Regions from separate parts of the Homo sapiens genome. Here region 2 is linked to region 1. The links are chromatin contacts, found by Hi-C or POLR2A ChIA-PET in ENCODE. All regions are on one chromosome and are shown on one strand. Each heading gives the region's core, a stretch centred on a gene start or an enhancer-like site at or near the end of the contact. The rest is flanking DNA. Distances are from core to core; before and after follow the strand shown. Region 1 overlaps MAN2A1 (mannosidase alpha class 2A member 1). Region 2 overlaps MAN2A1 (mannosidase alpha class 2A member 1).

Region 1 (3,117 bases), core at 247-2,746:
TATTTGAATATATGGGTCTGTTTTTCAGGGGTGAGGTTTCAGCGGGAGATACAAATATGGGAGACATCATGGAATTTAAATCATGGAGTGGATGAGATCATGTAAGAGAGTATAGAGAGGTAAGAGGCTCAAGAAGCTAACCTTGAGGTGCTCTAACATTTAGAGCTTGGGAGAGAAGGAGCCAGCAAAGGAGACTGATAAACAGTTGGCAGGAGGAAAACCTAGGGCATGTTGTATTGGGAATGAGTAAAGAAAACATTTCCAGAGGGAAGGAGTGCTCCATTGTGCCTAATACTCCCTGAGATGACGGATAAGGTAAGGGCAGAGTGCTTTTCATCAGGCTTGAAACATGGGAGCCTCTGGGAACTTTACAAGGTCAGTTTTGGTGGAGTGGTGAGCAGATGCTGATTGTAATGGGCAGATGAATGAATGGGAGTTTGTAAGGAAGGGGGATAATGAGTAGAGAGAAACTTTTGATAATCCCGGTACATGAAGTGGGTGGGGCCCTGGAGGGGAATGGGAATGTAAGATGTTTTATTCAGGGTTCTCCAGAAAGACAGAACTGATAGGACACACACACACACACACACACACACACACACACACATGAGAAGGGAGTTATTAGGAGAATTGGCTTATTTGATTATGGAGACTGAGAAGTTCCACTATTGGCCATCTGCATCTGCATGCTGGAGAACCAGAGAAGCTGGTAGCAGGACTTAGTCTAAGTCTGAAGGCCTTAGAACCAGAGAAGCCAATAGTGGAGCTCAGTCCAAGGTGGAAGGTGCAAGAGCCCAGGGACCACTGGTGTGAGTCTGGAGTCTAAAGGCTGGAGAACCTGGAGTTCTGACATCCAATGGCAGGAGAGGAAAAGCGGCCAGGCTCTTAGAGAGGATGAGAATTTGCCCTTTCTCTGCCTTTTAATTCCATCTGGGCTCCCAGTTGATTGGATGGTGACTACCACATTTAGGGCACATCTTCTCCACTTAGTCCACTCACACACCGTCTCCTCTGGAAACACTCTCACAGATACACCTGGGGCAGCTCAATAATTCTAATCAATTGCTAAACCACCTGGGTTTCACTTTGAGTAGATAAAGGATGGGCCCAGTGCCTACTGAAGCCCTGAAGAATAATCAGTGTTTGACCAGCTATCTGGATATTCATTAATCTAGTCAAGTTGAACCCCAAATTAACCATCACATGGGGTTAAGCACAGGAGGGTGGAAGCACAGAGTTTGACTTTTTTAGATGTATATAGCATATAATAAATATTAAGTTCAACCTTACGAAATTGGTGATATTTGACTATGTTTTACCTATGAGAATGGCATTTTCGTATAGTTTGATCTAATAGAACATGTTACATTACTGAGAATGAGTTGCTTTTAGAAGTGGAACTTGATTGAGCAATATTGAGAGGGTTTAATCAAAAGGGCAAAGAACAAAGCCTTGGAGCAGTTGAGATAAATGGGATTGTTGCTCGGCAGAGGGTTGGCCTTTGAAGCAGGGAGAAGGAAAGGCACACAGTTTTCCAGGAAGGCAGGAGAAGATACACAGATTCAGCCATGCTGGAAGGATCACAGTGAGGCCAATACCAGCGGGTAGTGTCCTATTTGAGGCAAATAATTATGTAATAAATTTACGGATTTAGCTGTAGATACACATTGATTGATTTTGTTCATAGGACTGAGTGGTAACTGAGCCTGTTCTACCTTGTGGTAGACTCTAAATTTGTTCTCTCAAAGGTATTTGATATGTGATTTTTTGCTTGGTTTTTCTCTTTCACTAAAAGCGGAGTAAATCAAATATCATGACCTCCTTCCCCACTCCTGAGCGGTGCAATGCTGTGGCCTCCCTGTAGAACTGATTAGCAAATCAAAGAATAAAGTAGTTTTCTCATAAGTGATTTTCTTGCCCTACAGAAAATTGTCTTTTTCAATGTTACTATAAGTATTCTTTGACTTCTCAGCATAATTGAAGCATTATCTATGATTTCTGTTTCTTTAATGCAGACTACAAGTGCATCCTTTTAAGGTCATTCCACTCTTCTCTGTCACATGTACAGAATTTGCTTATGAGGGTGTTCATTTCAAGAATTTCACCTGTTTGGAGGGAGACTTTATTCCACCGCATAATATAATTTTAAAAATGATGTTCTTTAGACCATTGTGTGCATATATCCCTAGGCCATAATTTTCTCCATGTACTTAATTCAGTACAGAATTCCAGGTACTGATCATTAATGATATCTTTAAAGCTAAATGAGATTGAAAGTCATCTTTAATGGCTGTAGGATCCTTTTTTCATGAACTAACTCCTCTAGCTAATGTTTATTTTGAATAATACTCTTATCCATGGATTATGGGACCAAAGCCATAATAAAAATATTCCCAGGAAGGGTTGTCTTCTTATTCAGTGTGTACTTGTTGAGCTATAGGCAGTTTTGCTGTGTATATGGCTCTAAAATGATCTTTTCCTCAAAGTACAGAAAGATCTGGAGAAATGTGGGCACTCATGTATTAAGTTTGTAGTATTATAATATTGTAAGTATAAGATAAAATGTGGTATTTTTTTTTTTTTGAGACGGAGTCTCGCTTTATCGCCTATGTTGGAGTGCAGTGATGCGATCTTGGTTCACTGCAACCTCTGCTTCCCAGGTTCAAGCAATTCTTCTGCGTCAGCCTTCCGAGTATCTGGGACTACAGGTGCATGCCACCACACCCAGCTAATTTTTATTTTTTTATTATTTACCTATTTTTTTTTTTGAGACCAAGTTTCGCTCTTGTTGCCGAGCCTGGGGTGCAATGGTGCGATCTTGGCTCACCACAACCTCCGCCTCCCGGGTTCAAGTGGCTCTCCTGCCTCAGCCTTCCAAGTAGCTGGGATTATAGGCGCCTGCCACCATGTCCAGCTAATTTTGTATTTTTAGTAGAGACGGGGTTTCTCCATGTTGGCTAGGCTAGTCTCAAACTCCCGAACTCAGGTGATCCGCCCGCTTCGGACTCCCAAAGTGCTGGGATTACAGGCGTGAGCCACCGCGCTCAGCCGCTAATTTTTGTATTTTTAGTAGAGATGGGGTTTCACCATGTTGGCCAGGCTGGTCTGGAGCTCCTG
Region 2 (3,308 bases), core at 648-3,147, 34 kb after region 1:
TGCAGTTAAATACTGCATGATGTTTATAATACATCAAAATGTGAACCCTTATTGAGAGTCAGGCAGCTGAAACATTAGCCTTAGCATTTCCTTTGACTAGCACACAGCATGTTACATATTCATTGTTCCTCTCTGGGCTCTGAGATATTGGAACAGCTTTTATATTGCATCTGCTCTTGCTATTGAGACCAGTGTTGAGTGGAGAAACCCACGAATTATTAGAACCTAAGAACAGTTTATATATTCACCAAAGTCTTGACCAGTTTCTCTTTGTGGATCTTTTAGTGTGAAAAGGGGCTCCAAATGTGTGCTGAGATGAAGGTACCATCAGTTAGTATAGATTTTTTATCTTCACCAAATTGGTGGGTTTCATTGCTTTAGCAAGAATGCAAACTCTTTATTTATATAATCTTTGTACTATCTTCTTACAATTTTTCCCCTAGGTTTATATTTAAGTGAACCTTCCACTGTCTTCTCAACTATCTCTGCTTGCTTCTTGAAATCAGAGAAATATTTGATGTTACATTTTTAAATAAGAATCCAAACTTAACTAATGTGCATCTTGGGTTTTCTAAGAAATTGGACTATTAATCTTCCTAAACAGACTAATTCATTATACGTTTTATACAGGTTGGATTTTATGGTATTTAACTGAAGGTTGCTGTAAAATTTATAGAGCAATGGGAAGTTACAGTGTGTCTTGTGATATTCAGAGTCATTTGCAGATTTGGATTGAGTTTAGAATCTAAAGATATTTAGCATTTCATCAAAGCACTGAAAGCAATGCACCAGGGTCTAAAATAACTTTAGTTCTAATAGTTGAAGCAGTGGTTTACGTTTATTTTAGAAAGCATATGTTCTATCCCTACCTTTTCAATTCCAGTTCGTCTTGAGTGAGACGGCTATCCTTCCACCTCTCATTCCCTTCAACCACTGGCATCTATTTATGTCATGGAGACCTGTAAAAGCCATGAGGGACTTCTCAGGTGCTCTGCCCATCCCTTGGATACTTTCTCAAGCCTCAGAGAGGATTTTTTTGCAGCATTGACATCGATCACTCCATTCTCCTCGAAATTCTGTCCTCTTTTGGCTTTGAAGTGACCTTGAGCTCTTTCACTTTCGGGTCTATTCTGGCACTGCTGACCATTCATTTTTCATCACCTCTCTGATTTCCTCTTCTGCTTACTTCCCCAATGTTCCTGTTCTCGCCTGTTGGGGAACACTGCTTAGTTTTCTTCATTTTGCATGCTTTTCCACACTGTTGTTTTAATTACCAGGCATTTGGACTACTTCCAGATCTAAAGATCCAACCTGGACTTCTTGTTCTCTAGTTAGTGGCAATAGTAAGAGATAAGCACTCGTTTAATTATTCAGCCAATCCTGTAGCATTCTCTTGAGTTAAGGTTCTTTATCATCTTCATTCTCCTGTTGAGGAATCTGAAGCAGAGGTGTTAAGGAAAGTGCCTAAGGTCACCCAGCTAGTAAGTGTGGAAATAGGACCCAAGCCAGGCAGTCTTGCCCCAGAAATAGTGGGCAAATAATCTTCACCTCTGTGGTGCTCTGCCTTTCCACCTCCCTTTCCTGTGACATCCAGTTAGTCCCTAAACTCTGTGACTTCTGCCTCTTCAGTGTCTCCAGACTCTGACCCCTGCTTTTCGTCTCCATTGCTCTTGTCTCGTACTATTGTGAAAACCTCCAAATGGCCTTTCCATTTCCAGCTGTGCCACTTCTAAGTGTCTGCCATTTCATCAACAGAGTTAGTTTTCTAATATGTGAGTCCCACCATGTTTGCTTTAAAATGCTTTGTGGTGCTTCAGTCTCAAAAGGCACAGGCCACTATCCTTTGCCTGACACATACTGACTTTTTCTGTCTGATTCCTCCCGACTTGCTCATCCTTATCTCCAGTCACTTCCTGCTTCACACTCTACTCAGGCATTCTGAGCCACGGGTGTCCTCAGACACATGCCGTTTTGTGCTTCTTAGGAATTTGCCTGTGTTCAGCTTGGATTTTTATTTTTTTCCTTTTGTGCAGTGGATAATTTCAGTCTTACTCATTTTTAACACTCAGCTGAAATATTACCTCATCTCTGAAACCTTCCCTTATTTACTTCTACCATTCATTCAGCAAATATTTATTGTGTTATGCTCCAGAAATGTAGGAGGTAAGCAAGACTGACCTGGTCCCAGCCCTCAGAAAACAGCAGGGAAGACATGTAATTAAACACAGTATAATAATAAAGGGTTTTCTTCTATAGAGGCAAGAAGGGGGTCTTGGAAGGCCTCCTGAAGCAAATGATATTCAAGCTTAAACCTGAATGATGACTAGAACTAGCCAGTCAAGAAGTGGGTGTCAGAGGGCAGAGAAGGAATTTTAGGTTGTGAGAAGAGAATGGTGATTATGGGCCAGGGATTAACAAGGGCATGTTTGAACATCTGAAAGATGTTTATTAGACAGCAGCAGTTGGGGAGGGTGGGCAGCGAGGGTGTGTGTGTAGAAGCTGGGTAAATCTTGGCCATCAGGGAGATACATATCAAAACTTCTAGAAGATACTGTTTCCAACCCTTTTAGAATGGCTAAAATAAAAAAGATGACAACGTCAAAAGTTGGCAAGAATGTGTAGCAACAGAAACTCATATGTTGCGGGTGGGAATGCAAAATGGGGGCGACTTTCTGAAAAGCCTCCAAAGAGTTTTCCAAACTTAAAATATATACCATGTGATCTGGGGGCTCCACTCCTAGCAATTTACCCAAGAGAAATGAAAAAATGTTCACAAAAAGACTTGTACAGACATTTTCATACAGGCTTTTTCCTAGTAACTTCAAACTGCAAGCAGTTTAAATGTCCTTCAGCAGGTGATGGATTAAAAAATTGTTGTATATTCATACAACAGAATACCTAGCAGTAAAAAAATGATAAATTACTGAAATACACAGTAATATGGATGAGTCTCACAAATGTTCAGCAGAAGAAGAGAGACAGAAGAGTAAATATTGTTTGATTTCCATTTTATGAATTCTGAGAGGAGACTCAACTGATCTATTGTGATAGAAATGGAATGTCAGAGTGTTTTTTGGGGGCAGGGTGAGTGGGCGAGCATGGATTGGAACGGGGCATGAGGGAACTCTCTGAATTGGTGGAAGTAGTCTATATTATTTTGGATAGTGATTACAGTTGTCACAATTCATGAGACTGAAAATATGTGTATTGTATATTGTTATATCTCAATTAAAATATTTTAGAAAATGTAATACAATATAAACATACAATACAATAAATACAATAATATAATACAATACAGTAAACAT

The links. A loop is a pair of places that touch in the nucleus more often than their neighbours do. ChIA-PET counts read pairs that join two places held with the same protein, here RNA polymerase II (POLR2A). Pooled maps may share reads with other maps.
Region 2: a map of psoas muscle shows a loop between it and region 1 (1.9-fold over the local background). The contact joins two enhancer-like sites. A Hi-C loop is called at or near these places in 19 of 168 maps with a recorded cell type or tissue (A673, Calu3, GM12878 and 12 more), 11 of 37 single-sample maps with no recorded cell type and 19 of 50 pooled maps. POLR2A ChIA-PET finds 5 or more read pairs at or near these places in 15 of 52 experiments (A673, BJ, GM12878 and 12 more).

Annotation. Positions count from the first base shown.
Region 1 is chr5:109,707,940-109,711,056 of GRCh38, forward strand. All of the region lies in intron 1 of MAN2A1 (mannosidase alpha class 2A member 1), which reads left to right. Among named protein-coding and RNA genes, the nearest start is that of MAN2A1-DT, 18 kb to the left of the region's middle. Within about 2 kb of position 1,497, at least 3 of the 41 ENCODE cell types and tissues checked have a DNase peak (open chromatin) inside an H3K27ac peak, as active enhancers do.
Region 2 is chr5:109,742,019-109,745,326 of GRCh38, forward strand. All of the region lies in intron 4 of MAN2A1 (mannosidase alpha class 2A member 1), which reads left to right. Among named protein-coding and RNA genes, the nearest start is that of MAN2A1-DT, 53 kb to the left of the region's middle. Within about 2 kb of position 1,898, at least 8 of the 41 ENCODE cell types and tissues checked have a DNase peak (open chromatin) inside an H3K27ac peak, as active enhancers do.